Regions from separate parts of the Mus musculus genome. Here region 2 is linked to region 1. Evidence: chromatin loops called from intact Hi-C (ENCODE). Cell type or tissue: left cerebral cortex. All regions are shown on one strand. Links, peaks and the distances in the headings refer to the core of each region. The heading gives the core; the rest is flanking DNA.

Region 1 (10,185 bases), core at 1,281-9,280:
CTCTTAATGTCCATTATCTTTTCTATGCTTGGGATTTTCTTTTTACTTTGTTTATTTAATTTTAATTATTTTGGAGGTCAGGGAGGAAAAGTATTGTCTAGTGAATAGTTACCAGCACTTGGAATCAGTCAATAAATAGATTTTGTTTGATTGGATGTTTTCTCTTTGGTTTTTCAGTGTTAGTAATGGAACCCAGAATCTTGTATATGCCAGGCAAATGCTCTACCTTAGAACTATATGTCCAGCCACATTTGGCTTTTAATCTTGAAATTCAAAAGACTAAGGATTAGGTAGGCTTTCAGAAGAAAAGAGGAAACAAGGGAGAAATATTCTGAATTTGATCAAATTGGTGGCACAAGTCTATAGTCAAAACAGATGGGAAACTGAAGAAGGAATCCATGGCAAGTTTGAAGCCAGCTTGGGTTACAGTTAGAAACTGATTCAAAACCAACCAGTCATGTAACAACAACAACAACAACACACACACACACACCTTAAAAAGTCAAACCTGTCTGCTAGATTTTTTTTTCCATTTTTTATTAGGTATTTAGCTCATTTATGTTTCCAATGCTATACCAAAAGTCCCCCATAGCCACCCACCCCCACTCCCCTACCCACCCACTCCCCTTTTTTGGCCCTGGCGTTCCCCTGTACTGGGGCATATAAAGTTTGCGTGTCCAATGGGCCTCTCTTTCCAGTGATGGCCGCCTAGGCCATCTTTTGATACATATGCAGCTAGAGTCAAGAGCTCCGGGGTACTGGTTAGTTCATAATGTTGTTCCACCTATAGGGTTGCAGATCCCTTTAGCTTCTTGGGTACTTTCTCTAGCTCCTTCATTGGGGGCCATGTGATCCATCCAATAGCCAACTGTGAGCATCCACTTCTATGTTTGCTAGGCCCAGGCATACTCTGACAAGAGACAGCTATATCAGGGTCCTTTCAGCATAATCTTGCTAGTGTATGCAATGGTGTCAGCATTTGGAAGCTGATTATGGGATGGATCCCCGGATATGGCAGTCTCTACATGGTCCATCTTTTTATCTCAGCTCCAAACTTTGTCTCTGTACCTCCTTCCAAGGGTGTTTTGTTTCCACTTCTAAGGAGGGGCATAGTGTCCACACTTCAGTCTTCATTTTTCTTGAGTTTCATGTGTTTAGGAAATTGTATCTTATATCTTGGATATCCTAGGTTTTGGGCTAATATCCACTTATCAGTGAGTACATATTGTGTGAGTTCCTTTGTGAATGTGTTACCTCACTCAGGATGATGCCCTCCAGGTCCATCCATTTGGCTAGGAATTTCATAAATTCATTCTTTTTAATAGCTGAGTAGTACTCCATTGTGTAGATGTACCACATTTTCTGTATCCATTCCTCTGTTGAGGGGCATCTGGGTTCCTTCCAGCTTCTGGCTATTATAAATAAGGCTGCTATGAACATAGCGGAGCATGTGTCCTTCTTACCAGTTGGGGCATCTTCTGGATATATGCCCAGGAGAGGTATTGCTGGATCCTCCGGTAGTACTATATCCAGTTTTCTGAGGAACCGCCAGACTGATTTCCAGAGTGGTTGTACAAGCCTGCAATCCCACCAACAATGGAGGAGTGTTCCTCTTTCTCCACATCCACGCCAGCATCTGCTGTCACCTGAATTTTTGATCTTTCTACTAGATTTTTGATACTTTTCCAAGTTACAAACTCAATGGAACTGAGCATATATGTTTAAGGGTTGAAACTGACAATTGCCCAAAATGTCTATAACACTTGGAGCCACAGACTTCCCCAGCTAAGCAGTGGCTCTTAGATACCTATGGAGATTCTGGGAATATATGGGAATGTTTCATGATGTTCAATGACTGGGAAGTTCTCTACTGTGCTGTTGCCATTTTTTAAAATACGGGGCAGAAGAGAAGGTCTTAAGTCCTCAATTGTCTTGCTGAAAATCTGGGTACCATTCTCATTGGCTTCTCATAACTGTCTGAACTCAGTTCTGGGGAACCCAGTGTCTGATTCTGGACTCTGTAAGCACTATGGACATGTGATGCATATATAGACATGCAGGCAAACACCCATAAACATAAATACACATAAAAATAAAATTAAAAGTTCAGGAAGAAAGAAAAAAAAACTCTTCCCACTAACCCAGTTTATCAAAACTAACAAAATCGAAAACAAAAGGAACACGTATTCAATGGCAAAAAGAACCAGGATGACAAAATGCAAGGCAGGCACATTACAGATGCATAGATGTGTACACTAAATCAAATCCTCATACTGATCCTATACGCTGTAACAACAAATCCATAGGCTTTCTTAAAGGCACTGGAAATGTCTGCAGCAGTAATGCAAGGACCATAGCAGTTATCTTTGCTCTTTGGGATTGCCAAATAGTACTATCTTTAGATCTCACCTGCCAGTCATGATACGAACTCATATGGCTGAATTTTAATACAAGAATTTTATGTGACTCTTACATCCCAAGCCACGCCTTTCATAGATAGAACTGTCTTAAGATACTGGTAAAGGGACAGCAGTCTGAATGGGACTGGGCTGGCTTCCATACTCTGGGCTCTTTGAATTCACTCTGACCAAATCTCTGAACTTAAGGATGCAAACTACTCTCCCAGTGAATTCTGAGAAAGGCATTTCTAACTCTGATCTGTCAACTGTCCATCCAGGTTTCTAATGTGCTTCAGCACGTACACAGGCACACACATGAGCACACAGCCAACCTGCTGTGATGTGTAATAAGTTCACTGGAGTCCGGTGGTCAGAGGCTTCTGTGTCACAGAGAAGTGGCTGGTAGGCTAGTGAAAGGAAGGTGGTCGCAGCAAACTACCAGTGAAGTGACTTTTTCTGATCTTCTTCTTTTAATGTAGGTTCTTCTGTAGGAACCTAGAATTTAGGGTAAGGAAGACAAGTTTAAAAAGATGGTGCCCAAGACCTGTGAGAGTTACCATCATGCCTTTCCTCTGAGCACCTCTCTCTGCTCCCCCACCCCCCCACACTTCCCTGCCTGTGTCTCTGACCTTATTTTGGCATTATTTTTGTTACTATGTTCAGCGTGCAGTTATTTCATTTGTGCTGGTTTTAAATGATCAACCTCATGAAATCTCCCAGTTGTTGAAACACGGAATCTTCTATTCTCACTTTCAAAGCTATGTTATCTAAATGACATGCTGGAGATAATTTTTTAAACCAAAATTATTATAGGCAATTCCCTTCTAAGGCACTTTCTTGGGCATAGAAACTAGAGTCTTGGTTAATTTAGCATAGGTTTAAGGAAAACAGGAATCTGCTTGGTTATTTTTAAATAAAGATGACTGAAACTCATTAAGCAAAGAAATTTTGGTTCAAGCCAGGAATGTGCAGTTTATGTGGTAGACTGGGATGTGGCTATTTAATTGTCTGTCACTGAAGTTTGGAATTCCAAACACTCTATGCAGTGTCTTAGCTACAGTCTCCTAGAGTAAGTCTCCCCTAGTAGAATCAGGCTCTGATTGTGGGAATAAACAGGGAGTGGTAGAGGGTAGTAAAATGTGAGGAAAGTTAACTGTTTATTAAAATAATGGAATTTGGTACAATTCAAAACCACTATGCATAAAGACATATCTCTTCGAGCCCTCATTACAGGCAAGAAAGGTACAGGGAGATAAGCAGTTTTAATCTGTAATCTGGTTTGGAGTAGATGAAATGGTTTCATATACAGTTTGATGATAATGTACCCCAGTATTCTCATGACACTTGAAAGATTTCAGAGAGAAACACAGGAAGGATACTTCACGTTCTGAATACACCTCAACGAACGCAGTAGCATCCATGTGCGTCTACATAGTGCTTTTGTGTCAACAGTTAGGAGGGGGAGGAGGTACGAGTGGCTCTTTTTCATGATGGCCATACTGAAAGTTTGTGGAGCCATAGACTCAAATGGTTCCTGCTATGTTACCTAATAAGTTTCCATCAATACCCTCTCTGCTTGAGCATATGTAGCTAGATGATAGATAGATAGATAGATAGATAGATAGATAGATAGATAGATAGATAGATAGATAGATAGACAGACAGACAGACATGGGGGACTCACACACACACACATGTGGTATTTTGTATATCAACCACAAACTAAGTTCTGTGTAGTTTCTCTTTTTCATGATTATTGTTTTGCTTTGGTTTTTGAAAAATGTCGTTGACATTTTATTTATACTATTAACTCTTTTTTTAATTTATTTTTTTAATTAGGCATTTTCTTCATTTACATTTCAAATGCTATCCCAAAAGTCCCCACTCCCCTACCCACCCACTCCCACTTCTTGGCCCTGGCATTCCCCCATACTGAGGCATATAAATTTTGCAAGACCAAGGGGCCTCTCTTCCCTATTAACTCTTGAACAGAAAACAAATGCCTTTAAAATAGACCAGTTACGTAGAATTGCCAAAGTAGTACTGAAACTAATTTATTCTGGAGTTTAGGTGAGCTCTAAGCATCTGAACACCTTCCTTTGGAGTTGTATCACCTACTGGGGTTAGGGCTAACACTTGGAGAGCCATCCCATTATTCTCACAGCCTTGGACTCTATCTGGGTGAAGAAGCCACAGTGAGGCAGGCAAAGGGCGGAGTTGGATGGAGTTGATTACCTTCCTAGTCTTGCCGCACAGTATTGCTGTGAGAGCATACTACCAGAGATAAACTCATATTTCTGATCATCCCCTAACTTTAGAAGGGATGCGATTGATTCCAAAATAGGTCCATTTCTCAAATATGGTGTTATTTTACTAGAATTTTGGCTAGAACTTAAAATAAAATTTGATAGTTCAAAGGTGTTTCTGTGGACTATTTCTTACATCTGGAAATGTTTATGTATAAGCTCCATGACTTGGGGCTTCTTGTTTGAAATTACTGAAGTTTTAGAAAGTAGGTAGATTCAAATTATCACAGTGCGTTCCAAATAACTGCAGTAGAAAAAGCAAAGCTTTAGGAATATGATTGTGCAAACTGTCCAGAAAGCATCAAGAACTATGCTATACTATAAGGTTCAAACACAGACAGGCTGACAGGTATGCAAAGTGCCTCCTGACTTCATCAGATACTGAACTATGCCTTGACCTTGGGGGATGAGTCTGGCAGCTGTAGAAGATTTCTGATTACTCTGAGGTGTGACCTCAGGCCTCTCTCTCATCACTAGGACTTTCTCACTAACAATGCCACAGATCTTCCCACTCTACATAATGGCCTCAGAATCTAGGCCCCAGCCCTGCTTCTTCCTTTTCAGTCCTTGCTCTTCTTTCTCAACCACGACATATAAGTGAAACAGAAAGCTATCTTATGCTCCCAACTTGTTCCTTCTAGTCTTTTTTATATGGTGGTGACTCTCCTTTTCTGTGCTGTCTCTGAAGCACCATCAGTTGGCTTCTTATATCACTACCATTGTAGCAGACAACTTTTGGAAACATAATGCTATTGCCTGTGGGATAGCCACATTTTTAGAACACTAAGGACTAGTCCCTGCTCCTCCAAATCACTCCCTAAATGGCCAGTCTGGGCCTCAGAACTTACAAGCAAAGAGAAGTGACTCAGGCTTGCCATCTAGTGGCAAATACTAAATAGACACCCTTAGCAGAATGCCCTCCTTACTTTCATTCTTGGGTCATCAACAAGTCATGAATCTGTAAATAATAGAATTAGATGCTAAACACCAATTTGAAAAGCTTAAAGGGATGTATTTTTGTAATTTTAAATAACACACATTTCTCAAGTATTTTACTCAGAATTTGGACTAGAATTTAAAATAAATTTTGATAGTTCAAAAGTGTTTCTTTGAACTATTTCTTACATCTCGAAGTGCCTATGTAAGGCTTGGCTAAAATAGCTATTGTCATGTCACCAGACCTCAGAATAGAAGAAGCCAGCATCCCATGATTCTTGGTAAAAAAACATCCAGTGCTTGGAAAACAGTGCACTAGCTGAAATGTAATAGCCTAAGTATGTAACTCCTAGGAGAAAATGTCCTTGGTGTAGCCATCCCAACTTTTACCCAGTCAGAGCCTCATATGCATCAAAGTCATTTTTATTCTCTTAACACACACTTACAGCTCTGCGTTTCTAGGATGCAGAAAACATAGGACCACATTTGATGGGGGCGGGAGTCCACACTGGATGAACTGATTGAAAAAGTTCAAAGTTCCTAGTTTTCACGAATAGTTCAGTATAAACCTCCAAGCAGTGTAAGCTATGGCTGGTTGTAATGCTAAACTGAATCCCTGGGTGGAACGCTGTACTTAATTACAAGAAAAGAGACTTGAGGAGTTGTGCTGTGGACCCCATTTCTTTGACTCCTCACAGTAGCTTTTGTAATTCATGAATTTGTCTTATTCCTCAAATCCGCCCTCCCCCCACCCCCGAGTGTGACCTGAGATGATGTTGCCACTCATCAATGTTTTATAAGTTGAATATTAACTGAAATTCCTCAGATCTGACCTTAAAGAATCTATACAAGGCAGACATTGCTCTGTAAGGAAGGATGGGTGGTGGTGGCACACATGCCTTTAATCCCAACACTTGATAGACAGGTTCAGGGCCAGCCTGGTCTACATAGTGAGTTCCAGGATGGCCAGAGCTACACAGAGAAACTCTATGTTAAAAATCAAAACAAACAGCAACATCAAAAAGCTTTCTGTGGAAAGAATGACTATAATACTATAATACTATAATATAATATATAATATATAATATAATACTATAGTATGGCCTCCAACTTTAGCCTGAAAAGAATGAGTTTTCTTTTCACTCCAACATTATTCTGTGCTCTCGGTTATTTTCATGTCATTTTTATAGAAAACAGAAACACACTGTAAATATTATTGAATGGTAAAGAAGGAAGAAAAACTGTACAAGCATGAACTCATATATTCCCAGTCTTATAGCAGCCAGAGTTGTTTTAGCTTGAAGAGCAGAGGTCAGAGTGCAGCTGTGAGACATCAGTCCTCACATATGCCACATATGTTGACATAGGGTACCAAGTCTCTGATGCTATGCTGTGCATTGCCAGCTTCAGGACAGTTCTAACCCTGCCTCCCATCTTTCTATGGAAGTGCTAGGGTCACAGATGCATACCACCTCATTCAGCTTTTCACACTGCTTTCAGGGATTGAAGCAGGTTATTAAGCTTATGTGACTAACACTATTACCCATTAAGCCATCTCCCCAGGCTCCAAGTCTCTTTATCTAAGTAGCAAATAAACTCTCAACTATATGGTGTTTTATGGCACACTTGACAGATAGACTATGGACTCCCTTGATTCAACTAACTCAGACAGATTTGGCAAAGCCAGAAGCCAGCATCTTATTATCCAGTCAGAGCCAACATCCTTATCCCTGATCTTGAGTCTTGTCTCTTGACTTGGTTGGAATTTTAAATTTCACAGCGCTGCCCTGGGGATGAGAGGACCGGGATTCTATTCTTAGTGTAATTAGTGGCCTTGAACAGATGATCTCATGACAGGGTCTCCCCCTTCACTGTAAACTGAGAAGGTTAGCTAGATGACCCCAGAGGCTCTTTTTGGCTCTAAATTTGGTGACTCTGGAAACACCTGCTCATGCCATTTATGTGTTCAGTGTCTTTCTTCTACTTTTCCAAAATGTTCTAACTCATGGCTATTGTTATCATACATACAAACGTTTTTAAACCTTTTTTTTTATAATTTGCTGTATTGTTTCTTAATGGTAGCTGGTCTTTCTCTATTAACTCTTATTAAGTATTGTGTATATTCTGTTCCACTTTGAAATTGGGTTAGCAGGCATGCAGTTGTGAGTAAAACTATTTCTAAAATGGAGACCAATAATTTGGGTGTGTTTGTTATTTTGAGATGAATTCAAATGTTCAAATGGCTTACAAATCATCTGCATTACACAATAAATGACGTGTTTTCTATAAAATCGTTCTCATTTTCACACTTTAAAATGTTAAATCATTTAAGAACTAAAATTATCACCATTGCTGTGGGAGTACATACACCATCATTAGTTTTTTTTTCAGTTTATATATCTTGTGCATATAACGATAGCCCCTCTTGTTAAAATGAATTGCTTGGAAGCTCTTTAAAGCAGTTTTGAACAGTTGTTGTCTTTATATCCTATCAGTTTGTTGATGTGCTTACTCCAGAGACAGAGACAGAGACAGAGACAGAGACAGAGACCAAGAGAATATGTATGTATGTACATATATTTACAAAATTATTCAGCAGAAAGGGCTAGAAGATATTCACATTAGTGTTAAATTTGAAGTGACTCATTGGCAAACCTACATACAGTATAAGAAGCTAAAAAAAAAAGGGGGGGACTGTAGTTCTTTTTTATTAGCACAGGAAAAAGGATATTGAAAAAGCCACAGGGAAGACCAGAGTCCATAGCACAACATAGCTTCTGAAAGTCAGCCAAATGCTATTTGACTTTCTGATAGAATTATGGAAAAGGCCTTTTGTCTTTCTTCTCTTCAGTTATTGTTTATGGGTTTGTGTCTGTTTGTTTGGAGAGCAGGATCTCATGGAGCCTAGGCTGGCCTTGAACTTCCCCAGTATCTGAGATTAGCCTTAAACTGCTGATCCTCCTGCCTTTACCTCTCAGGTTCTGGGATTCCAGGCTTATGCCAACATGTCCAGATGCAAAGCCTAGCTTGAATTACAGGGAACACATAGAAACTCAATGATTTAAAATGAAGAGTCCACAGGAGTATTATTTGATAACTCCAGCTAATGGTTCTGAGCAAAGTTTCTTATTCGTCCTCCTGTATGCATTAGCAACGAGGCAAGCAGGAGGGACCAACTGTAACTCTCTGTCACTCCATGTATCTGTTTGCCTTACAGTCTTATGAAGTAAATTCATCTAATTGGTTAAGGAAGAAACAGAGGCCACAGGATTACACAGTTAAATGGGGGCAGAAGTATTGAGCCCTCGGTCCCTATAACAATATTCCAGGGTCCCCAAACTGGTTCCAAGTCCTGCTCCTCCTCTCAGAGGTCTTTCTGTGGGCTTTGTCAAGATGTTTTAGCTCTCTAAGCCATGGATATAAGTAAGATCCGGTGAATAAAACTGCAGACAGTTGCTAAGGTGGTAAACTGACACGAAGCTCCACTTGACATCCTTAGCACAGAGCTTTGCTTAAAGCTGCTCCCAGTGAATAACTAGTGTTGCTATTGTAACTATGACGATTGTGGCTGCCCCTGGAAATATGAATCCTAGCTCTCTAAACATAGGGAAGCATTTCTTTCGGTTATTCTGCCTGTATAACGTCCTTCTATGGAAGTAAAGAAGCTGGAGTTGGTGGCTCAAGACCCTAATTCCAGGACATGGAAGACTGAAGCAGGATTGTACTAAATTGAGACCAGTTTGAGAGGCAATATTGAGTTTTAGGCTAGCCTGTTTTGCTAAGCAATGTTATATGCTAATTAATTAGTCAGTTGACTAAATTAGATAAATATATGGTTGCCCTGACCAGTTTACCATTATTAAGCAATTTAGCTCCTTATGGGATGGAGCTTGGAGGTAGGCAAAAAAAAAAAAAAAAAAAAAAACCAACAAAAACCAAAAACATGAAATTATGGCATGCTTCAAATGACACATTGTTATATTGTACAGTCGGAAAACTTTAGCTTGACGATAAGAGCTTATTACTTAAAATTCAGTGTAACTGATTTGCTATATTGGCCCTAAAGACTTTATTGACTAAAGTAAACCACTATTCTCTCTCTCTCTCTCTCTCTCTCTCTCTCTCTCTCTCTCTCTCTCTCTCCCTCTCTCTCTATATATATATATGCCCCATTTCTATTTTGCATAAAGGCAAACATTCAATATGTTTCAACATACATTTTGACTCATGCTTGCTGGTGTGTGTGTGTGTGTGTGTGTGTGTGTGTGTGTGTGTGTGTGTGTGTGTGTATTTCTTTTTTTTTTTCTCACACATTTCCACTTCATCCCTGGCCAGACTAACAAAGACACTGAAACTGCATCTCACTGTAGAGAGAGAGGGAAAGAGAGGGGATGGAGGAAGAGGATGGTTCTTGCTCCTAAAAAAAGAGTCTACTTTCCAAATAAAAGAAATCTAAATTGTCATCATGTGCTGCTAGCAAGCAGATCTCTCCTGGCAAGTTTGAAAATGCTAGGCTCCATTATAAAAGTTAAAAATGTCCTGGA
Region 2 (10,185 bases), core at 911-8,910, 60 kb before region 1:
CCCCTGAAACTGGTTTTGTAGCAAGTCATAAGCTGTTCTGTGAGAGCAGCAACTGAACTTAAGAACTCAAAATTTCTCCAGCCCCATGCAGAAGTGTAATTTTTAACCAGTAAATAATGGGATAACCAAAACACGACTCTAATTAAAAACCTTTAGTTTAAAGGCTTGACAGCATTGTTTCCATTCATCCCATATTGCAATGGCTTATAGCACTGAGACTGCACAATCCTAAGGTAGAAAACTACCCTTTTGGGCATATGAACTCTGATGTAAGCATTCTTGATTTTATTAGATGTTCATAGAATAAAAGATACTGTTTGCATGGAAATAAACACTGAAATGGATATGTCTAAGCAAGTTCTTAGGCAAGCAGAACTGTTTTTATGCTTCTAGATTACTTGTGTAAGAATGCTTTATTTATAAAGATTGGCCTAAGAGATATTTTATGCATTTTATTAATTTTCATTGAGTGGGATATATGAATCTTAATATTCTTTTTAAAAATATTGCAATTTAGATAGTTGTGTGTGGTGCTCCACAACTTCAATTCTTGTATTCAGGACGCAGATGCATTTGAGATCATCCATCCTGGGCTCCAGGTTACCCCTTGCTACATACAAAGACCTGCATCAAAAGGAAAGAAGTGTGCGTGTGCGCACACACATACATACACACACACACACACACACAGAGTACTGCAACTTACATTGTGGTACATAATGAGGAACTGTTGAACACAAACTCAAAATAGCTTGTGACATTGTGACTTCATTTTGTTATTCTAATCAACGATGCAAGTCCTATCATAGATATCACAGGATTCACTATTCTGGCTTTCCACGTATTCAAGAATAAGAACAATATCTCCGTTACCTCAACTGTTGCCAGTATGTTTGAGCCTTCTCAGCACAGAGATGATTTCTCTACTTTCTTTGTATCCCCAGCACCTTGGACAGTGCTGGCCACAAACCACTCCATAGCAACAGTTTGACAGCCTAAATTATTTCCTTGTGATAACATAAGCGATGTCACTGGGGGTATACATTACCTGGGCTTAAATATGCTCTCATTTCGCTACTTCTGTGCAATTTACTCCAAATAGCCATTTCACTTTTAAGACAGGATTTAGTTTAAAATGAAGTCTCGCTCTAAAATTAACGCTAGGCTAGAAACTGTTGAAGAATATCTAAGTCTTTGTCCTTACAAAATCACCACAATAAAGTAAGAGAAGTTTAATGTCTCAAATTTTTCCTTTAAAAACAGGTTTATATATTCTGACCTGCAAACTTACAAGGGGATTTCTATGGGTTAAAGTAAGTCACTCGAGCCTACTCTCCTGAAATAAAATTGGAAGGAAAAAGAACAAAATTCCCCTCAAACATTAGGAGTATTATTACTGTGAATCAATATGGATAAATGTAAACTGGAAACGCATTTTTCTTAATTCATTGTCAGATCAGACGATTCTTTATTGATACATTTGTTCTGACTACTATTACTCACGTGCACAACAGTAAAAAAAAAAATGGATCTCAGAAATTACCAGTTTGTTTTCACTGAAGAAATTGGCCTTTAGCGAGGAGAGGGGAAAATATGGTGCCCAGTGCTACTGAGATGCACTTAAAACATCCCTGGAAGCACATATTTATTCAGTTTGCCCTAAATTAGTCATTTCTCCTTATCTCCTCAAGAACCCTTTGTCTGTGGGACAGCGGGTCTGACGAGCATTGTCTATTCGCGGAAAAGCCATCCCAGGACTCCGCCCGAGCTGGGGGTGGGGAAGGAGCCGCGCATGGAGAGACTGACTGAGCATTAAAGTGAGTGAACAAAGAGAAGTACCGGAAGCGCGCGCCAGCGCCTCTAAGAGCTGCGTCTAGAGACTCCGCTGGGTCAGGCTGAGGGTGCAGGATGCTCCAACCGGCTTCCCAAGGAAAAGAGCTCAAGTAAATAATTGATGGAGATTGATCGGACCTGAGACAAAGCTTTGCAGGAAGCCAAGGCATCCGATTTTAAGCGGTCTTGGAGTCTTCTGCCAAATACAGGAAATGGAAATGGAGAGAGGAATTTGATGAGCCAGGCTGAATAATTCTGCATCTCGGGCGTGGCTCTTGCCTTTTTGTCTTTCTGCCTCCCACCCGCTACCCTGGTTCCCCATCCTTCTCTTTCTTCTTTAAGCAACCACTCCGGTTACTTCTCTCCTGTCTTCCCTTCAATCCCGCCCTCTTTCCAGCCCAGTCCGGTGAGGTCAGCTCATGAATACCGCTGCACTTCCTGGGGAAGAGTCTGGCACTGCTTGGCACCCCGGGTATTGCCTGCTGCATTTGCAGCCCAGCCAGCCAAGCACCGCCGGCTAGGAGTCAACTCCCAGAGCTCTAAGTCTTTGTGGTTGTCGCCTTTGTTCGGAGAAACAGAGTGGGTGTGGATCCCGTGCAAGCAAGCGCGCCCAGAAGAAATTCGCCTATAACACTACGGAAGCTGGGAAGTTGAACTTTCTCTGAAAGGTAGAAAAATAAAGTCGGAGGTCTCCGGCTTCCTGGAAGCAAAAGCCACTGCAGAGAAGTGAGATCTTCTGGATTTCTAAAGACACGAAGAGAAACGGGGTGGGTCCTGGGACAGATAGGATTTGAGATGAAAAGGGTTGATTTGGTCCTTACTATCATTGCTTGGATGGATATTGCCACTGGAGAAACTGTGAGATACATTACCTTATTACTTTGTCAGGGAACAAGTGACAGACACTAGGTTCCTTAGATTGTGGAACTAATTAATGAAACCCAAGCTTTCGTTGAGGTTATAGTCTGGGCGGGTGAGGCTTCAGCTGGTGACTTTCTGAGTTCCCGCGTGGTTCTACTTGGTTAAATATAACATTGCATTGTCAGTACAATTAAGCTGGGTGGCCCACTTTAGTCTGACCCACGGTAAAGTAGGCCAGACTTTTTAGCAGAGGGTAACTTTGGTTTTCCTTCTGAAGTAATCATTGTTTATTTTTGTATTACAAAGGGAGTTGAAAAGAGATTACAGAGGGAGAAAGGAAGGTGGAGGAGTTTTGGGTGCCTTTCCGTTATGAAAGGACAAATGATTACATCCTCAATTGAGATACTTACAACAGACAATAAGAGTAATAATGGGAAACCATGTCTCCTAAAAGCTCTCTCTCTCTCTCCCTCTCTCTCTCTCTCTCTCCCTCCCTCTCTCTCTCTCTCTCTCCCTCTCTCTCTCTCTCTCTCTCTGTGTGTGTGTGTGTGTGTGTGTGTGTGCGCGCGTGCGTGTGTGTGCGTGTGTGTGTGTGTGTGTGTGTGTGTGTGTGTGTGTGTGACCTTCCTCTGCTTTACCAGTAAAGGTAAATGAGGTTCTTGGAAAGGGGCCAAATGAACTAGCTGTCTGAACCACTAGCAAGGAAAATCCACAGGTCTTTTCTGTCCTCTGGATTAAAATGGTATGTTTATACTGGAAAGCTAACACAATGTATCTTACCGCCCTAAAGGAAGACAAACAGCCTTTTGGTTAAATAGTGTTCCATGGTTCTGTTTCAGAATTTGGCTCCATAGGAATGTCTGAGCATTTTAACATTTTTAAATTTAGGTTTTATTTTATGCATATGGGTGTTTTGCCTGCATGCATATTTGTGTACCACATATGGGTCTGGTGCCCAGGGATGACAGAAGAGTGTATCAGGTTCCCTGAAACTGAAGTTACAGAGAGCTTAGAGATGTCACCTGAGTGCTTGGAGCAGACCCTGTGTCCTCTGAAAGAGCAGCCAATGTAATTAACCACTCTGCTATTTCTCTAGTGGGCATTTTAAAACTTCTACTCAGTCTATTATATACTATCTAAGGAGATGGTTCAGAATAAAACTGTTTTCTATGTTGTACTTGCAACTCAGTCCACCTTAAGTGCAGAACAGGAAGAAGCGAGGACAAATTCGCCATTAAAAACTTCGCAGCCTGTAGATAAAGCTGTTCATCAAATTTTTCAACAAGTATTTTTAAGCTGCTAAAATAATCTCTTTTGGGTTGTCAATGACTGAATCTTATAACTAATTCTTAATAGCAGCTTTTTCTTGAGCTTGGGGTTGATTCATATTCATTCTTTACAGTGTGTGTGTGTGTGTGTGTGTGTGTGTGTTCCATTCTAAAGAAAGTTGGCTAAAATTCTCTGAAGACAACATTAAGGGCTGGGGATGAGTGGGAAAAGTGTCATTTATCCAGGGAAAATCTTCTCTAGGATCTTACATTATAGCCTTATTTCTTTAACTGACAATTAGGAATACTAATTTAATACCCCCCCCACACACACACACACACACTAAACTAGGTTTAAAATACAGATTTGGAGTCAGAGGAGGAAGCTGTTTAACAACTATAATATCTAAACACTTCCTTTACCTTTCTATCCTTTTCCACTTTTCATCTCCCCTGCCCCCATTTCCTTCACCTTTCATTTCTTTCTGAACCTGTGCCTCACCCATCCCAGGTACAGGTTACCTAGGGAGTGCAAGTTTTAGCTGCCTTCAGATCCTTTTGACTGAGGTGGAGTAAGATGGAGACAGCGCCACTTTGGGCAAAGTGAGGACTTACAGCCCTGAATCTTTCACCTACTCAAAGCTTCCATCAAACCTTTGGTTTCCGAGTCTGATAATTCTCTCTAGCTTCCCTTGTACAGCACATTGACCTTTGGCTCTACAACAGTGTAAACATACTGTATATTTTTCTTCTATTTCCATCCCAGCTTACACAGGAAGGTTGGTGACAGAAAGGAGAGAAGAGGATGATCTAGAGATGGACGCTTCCAAGTGGCATCCAGTAGGTTCTTTCTAGACTGCCATGAGTCAGCCACCGTCCGGGGGCGCTGCCCCAGCCGCAACCTCAGCTTCTGCGGCCGCCGCAGCCACGGAGGCTCGCATGCACCCGGAGGGCTGCAGCAGAAAGCAGCAGCGAGCTCAATCACCCGCTAGGCCTAGGGACAATTCTCTTCGTCAGACCGCCGGGGCCACGCGGTCCCCGCTTGGGGTCGGCCCTAAGCTCAATTCTGTTCGGCAGCAGCAGCTGCAGCAGCAGCAACAGCAGGGTAACAAGATAACCGGTCGGAGCACCTCTGGGACCGGCTCCAGAGGACTCGGAGGCGGGGCGGAGAAGGCGGTGCCCTCCATACCCAAAGGGGCTGTTCCCGGAGCTGTCCAGCCCGCGCCTGGTGCTGAAGGGTCCCCCGCGGCGATCCTGGCCTCTGTGAGCTTCAGGAGGTCCGGACAGCCGGAAGAGGCACCCCGGGAAATAGAATCCGGGCCCTCGAAAGTCGGGGAACCTCCTCCGCTCGGGGGAGTAGGAGGGGGCGGGGAAGGAGGAGGAGCCGGTGGTGGCCCGGGGGACCGGGAGGGGGGCGCTCCGCAGCCGCCGCCGCCCAGGGGTTGGCGAGGGAAAGGCGTCCGCGCAACGCAGAGGGGTAGCAGCGTTGCGGAGGGAGTCTCCCCTTCACCACCCACCGCTGCTACGAGCAAAACCCCCGGCCCAGGTAGCAGAAACTCTGGTAGCGGCAGCACAGGGAGCGGCAGCGGTGGTGGAGGGAGCTACTGGAAGGAGGGATGTCTGCAGTCTGAGCTCATCCAGTTCCATCTCAAGAAGGAGCGGGCGGCAGCGGCGGCGGCCGCGGCTCAGATGCACACTAAAAACGGTGGCGGCGGCAGCCGCAGTTCCCCAGTCGCCGGCGCTCCAGCCATCTGTGAGCCCCTTGTAGTCCCCTCCTCCTCCCCAATGGCGGCTGCAGCCGAGGGCCCCCAGCAGAGCGCCGAGGGCAACGGTAGCGGCGGGGCCATGCAGGCAGCTGCTCCCCCTTCGTCCCAGCCGCACTCGCAGCAGCTCCAAGAGCAAGAAGATATGCAGGAGGAGATGGAGAAGCTGAGGGAAGAGAACGAGACTCTCAAGGTGAGAAAGAGAGGGGGTGGGACCCGAATGGGGGAGGGGAAGTGCGGGGCCTCCGATGATTAGGGCGTGTCCTGGTAGGTTTGGAAGGCTGCTGACCTTTTAGGACCACATGAAAGGAGGAAAACTAGGAAGATGGGGGCGGGGGTGGTCCATGGCTTGCTCCTAATTAGAAACGGAACTAATATTAATACCGTTGTGTTTAAAACCAAATCTAGGCCTTCGTTTACCCAATTATCATGATTTGCCCCACTTTCTCACAGGCAGAGAGGCCTAAACTAGGCCTGGTTTGCTTTCAGCTCCCTGTCACTCCTGTCTTGTGCAGAGGAAGGCAGTAAAGCTAGGAATTGGGAATAGGGATGGGATGTACATGGTGCATATCTGAGGGGCTAGTGGCAAGACTGGTTGTGACCCATAGCCTGTCACCGTCTCAGAACGAGATCGATGAGCTGAGGACCGAGATGGACGAGATGAGGGATACTTTCTTCGAGGAGGATGCCTGTCAACTGCAGGAAATGCGCCATGAGTTGGAGCGAGCCAACAAAAACTGCCGGATTCTGCAGTACCGCCTCCGCAAAGCCGAGCGCAAAAGGCTCCGCTACGCGCAGACTGGGGAAATTGATGGCGAGCTGTTGCGCAGCCTGGAGCAGGATCTCAAGGTCTCTTGCAGGGGTGGTGTGGGTGGGGGAGAGCGAGGGCGAGAGCCAGGGCGGGCTAGGGTCTATGGGTGGAGACTTTGGAGGGCTCTTTGCATTGAAAGGGCCTTCACTGAAGGACGACAAAGGGCAATAGTTTTCAAGAGTTCGTTCACCACAAAATGTCAGCATCTGGGAATAGAAGGATCTATTCAGTTTAGTAGGAGGAGGATCTCCTGGGAGTAACTCTTCAGGAAGTAATAAGAGGGTTCCTCCCTCGTCCACTGAAACAAGGCCATGGTAAAGTACAGGCTCTACAGGGCCTCCTGTGATCTAGCTTCCAATGATGTACTTCCTGTGAAGGCCAGGTGGAATCAGGCATTCAAGAGTGGATTACTGGTGGAGCACTGACCTCCAGAATAAGAACAGTACTGAGAAAATAGTTAAGGTCTTTTTCCTCAGATTTTCTCCAGGGTGTATTCCCATCAGCACTCATCCCTTCTGTAACTCCCCCTGAAAAGCAGCCTGTCTACACAGCAAGCCATTTGAAGGAGGAGAGTAGATCAGAAGAAAACACCTTGTTTTGAAATCAAGTTGCCCATTCAGAGTGTATCCCAGAGAACAGGGTACCAGACAGCTCAGAGTTTACAGTAGACTCTTTTGTGGGGTGCTCTTTCTTCATTTTGAAAACAGGCAGATTTTATTTACAAGGCAAACTGGACATTCAGCACATCTCCATTGACAACCAAATATACTTTTAACTATTATTAATTTCATCGCTATGCAAGTAGAGTTAATTACCCTAGATGTGTTTCAAAGAAAGCTCTTGGCAAACATCTTATGGAAGTCTTTGCTCCATTCTTTTGGTTTGCTTTGGAATCCGTCATGACTCATCAGAAAATATAGCAACAATACATATAATGTTGACTGATTTGGAGTAAAAAAATCTGTGAGGTAGATATTATAAATGGGGCTACTTTATAGGTGCACAAATGGCACTTTAAACAAAATGTGTATTGGTATTTTGCCCAAATGCATGTCTGTGCCCCACATGAGTGCCCGGTGTCTCTGGAAGCCAGAAAAGGCCATAGCGTCTGGAAATTGAACAAAGCCCTCTAGAAAAGCATTCAGTGTACTTAACCACTTAGGTTCAACCCCAACCAAAAGCATTTTTTACATAAGTTCTATGCATGTACCTGGGCCTTGTAACAATCCCAGCAATAGCCAAGTTCCCTTTATCCAACATAAACCAGGACTGGCTGTTTCCTAAGCCTCTAACATTTCTTCAAAGCCCTATGATTTTCAAGATAATTTTAAAACTTGGGGTAAAAATACATACTAGTAAAACAAAAAGGAATCTCAAAAACTAGAATGTTCCTAAACCTAAGTACTTGGAACTAGCTAGAATTATGAGGAAAAGAGCAAGCCCAACTACCCAGAAGTTAAAACTGTCTTTCTCCATTTCTCAGTGGTGGCTGTAGTGGCAACATATACCTCATGGTATCACTGTAAAACTAAAGCAGATATCTTAACTCTATCTACAACTGAACATGAAATAAAATAAATGTCACTCTGATGTAGTGAAGTAAAGGGACAAAGTTGACCCAGGCCATATGACTACCTGTTAATCATACCTGTTGAACATCTTCTTTAATACTTCCCTACTCTACAAAGCAGGTATAGCAGTAGCATCTATCCCATGCGAATGCTGTGAGGATTAAGTGATTGCTATAGATGAATGACTTATAGATGCGGTATTGGGAACATGGTCACATAGGAAATACTCTGGAAATACTGGCTCTTAATGCCTTCAATATGAATAAATTATAATTTATCTTTGCAAACATATCATTTTTAGGTTGCAAAGGATGTATCTGTGAGACTTCACCATGAATTAGAAAATGTGGAAGAAAAAAGGACAACAACAGAAGATGAAAATGAGAAACTGAGGCAGCAGCTAATCGAAGTTGAAATTGCAAAGCAAGCTTTACAGAACGAACTGGAAAAAATGAAGGAGGTTAGTATCTGTTTCATGGTTAACTGTGTTAGTTCTGCTCTTTGGAACAGAATCTCAAGGATGAACATCACTGATAAAGTTATTCTTTCCTGATTACAACTTGTAACTCAATAGAGTAAGAGATAGAAGATTTCATACTAACAAGTGAATAGTAAAGAAAATGTTCTAACCTGAATTTTAATTTAACTTACCGTGTGCAATAAGCAGCTACAAGCTGTTTGTGTTGTTGAAATGTGTGTGAATTAAATACATTAAATATCACACACACATGATATAAAAAGATAAGGATTAATCTTAAGATAAGGATGACTTTGTTAGTTGAAGGGAATAGTTTTGTGAGATTATTGCTGTGTTCCTAGAACAGTAAAATTCTGGAATAGGCAGGGATGTAAAGACCTTTCAGTCTATCCCAGTCATTATTTGGGTTTGTCTATAACAAAGTTTCATAAGTTGTCTAATGTACAGAATACTATCCTGAAACTCTTCCATCCCAGCCACTTCCACCCCATCAGAGTTCTGGTGAAAGGGTTTCTTTGTTTCCAGTTGAGACCTACACAATTGTACCTCAAAGTGATTCATCTTGGTTCTGTCTTTTAGGGTGAGGGATTTAATACTCTCTTTTTCATGTTGCTCTGTGAATGTCCCTGCTTTACTTACCTTCCATCTTCTGAAAGAATAATGATATAGAAATAAACAGAGATGAAACAAAAACAAAAAAAATATCTATCAATAAGTAATTAGAATCATGATAAACACATTCACGGAACTAAAATATTTTTTATACTACTTGAGTTATTGGCAGTGTAATGTATGAAAATTGTGAGTGAAAATCAGCAAAAGCAGAAATGGACTATTTAGAATTTCAGAGAAAATCTTAGTCTTTGAATGCACTGAATATTGAACTCCTCATATCTGCCATTCACAGTAAAAATATAAGCAGTGTGGTTAAGAATCTATTAAGTGTAGGAACGCTGAAATATTATGTTAGTGGAGCAAACTATTCTTTGTGTTCTTTGTGCCCACTTATACTACCTTAACTTTAAATACCTTTTCATTTTTAAAAAAATATTTCATTCATTGAATAATTTTTTTGAACTAGGATCTCTTTGTGTAGGTCTGAAACTTTCTTCATAATCAGGTTGGCCTCAGGCTTGAGGTATTTCTGTCTCTGCTTCCCAAGGTCTGAGATTGTAGATGTGTACCATCTACACTTGATCTAAACATCTTTTTCACGTGACAGTATAAGGAAAGTACTATTGTTGATATATGCTTCTTGACCACTAATTTACATACTGTAGCACAGAGTGCCTCTGTGTTACAGTAGAAAAGTATAGAGATTGAGAATCATGTAATATGCTTTCATCAGTAACTAATGGGATGACCTTGAAAGGCTTCTAACTTCTATTTTTCTCTACTTATTCTAAACTGTAAAGATTGTTTCAAATGTCTCCTCCTCTGACATATTTTATCACACACTCCAAGGCATTGCCATTTAGATAACAGCACATACCTTTTTCCCCTAAAGTTTTAAAGTCAAATATGAAATTAGTGTATGTAAAAGTATGTATTGTCTTACGCAATAATGCACAGGTAAAGAGTTTCAAAGTTTTATTGTTTC

What was found. Peaks named below come from ENCODE experiments on the same cell type or tissue, not always from the same donor. Only the 100,000 strongest peaks of a DNase experiment are listed, where the experiment ranks them.
Region 2: a loop joins it to region 1, with 3 times the contacts of the local background. A loop is called at or near these places in 6 of 42 quality-filtered maps.

The regions. Positions count from the first base shown.
Region 1 is chr10:29,201,362-29,211,546 of GRCm38, forward strand. It overlaps a transcript of 9330159F19Rik not described here. Among named protein-coding and RNA genes, the nearest start is that of 9330159F19Rik, 5.2 kb to the right of the region's middle. In left cerebral cortex, for the core only: a CTCF peak has its summit at 5,587 (motif pointing left); a DNase peak (open chromatin) is centred at 5,561.
Region 2 is chr10:29,141,836-29,152,020 of GRCm38, forward strand. Soga3 (SOGA family member 3) reads left to right here and starts at 2,161. Exons shown (of 7, transcript NM_026138.2): 1 at 2,161-2,600; 2 at 4,729-5,918; 3 at 6,350-6,574; 4 at 8,409-8,567. The coding sequence starts at 4,824. In left cerebral cortex, for the core only: CTCF peaks have their summits at 4,567, 4,810 and 5,424; DNase peaks (open chromatin) are centred at 1,803, 2,266, 2,783, 3,591 and 6 more places; H3K4me3 peaks cover 5,469 bases; H3K27ac peaks cover 4,027 bases.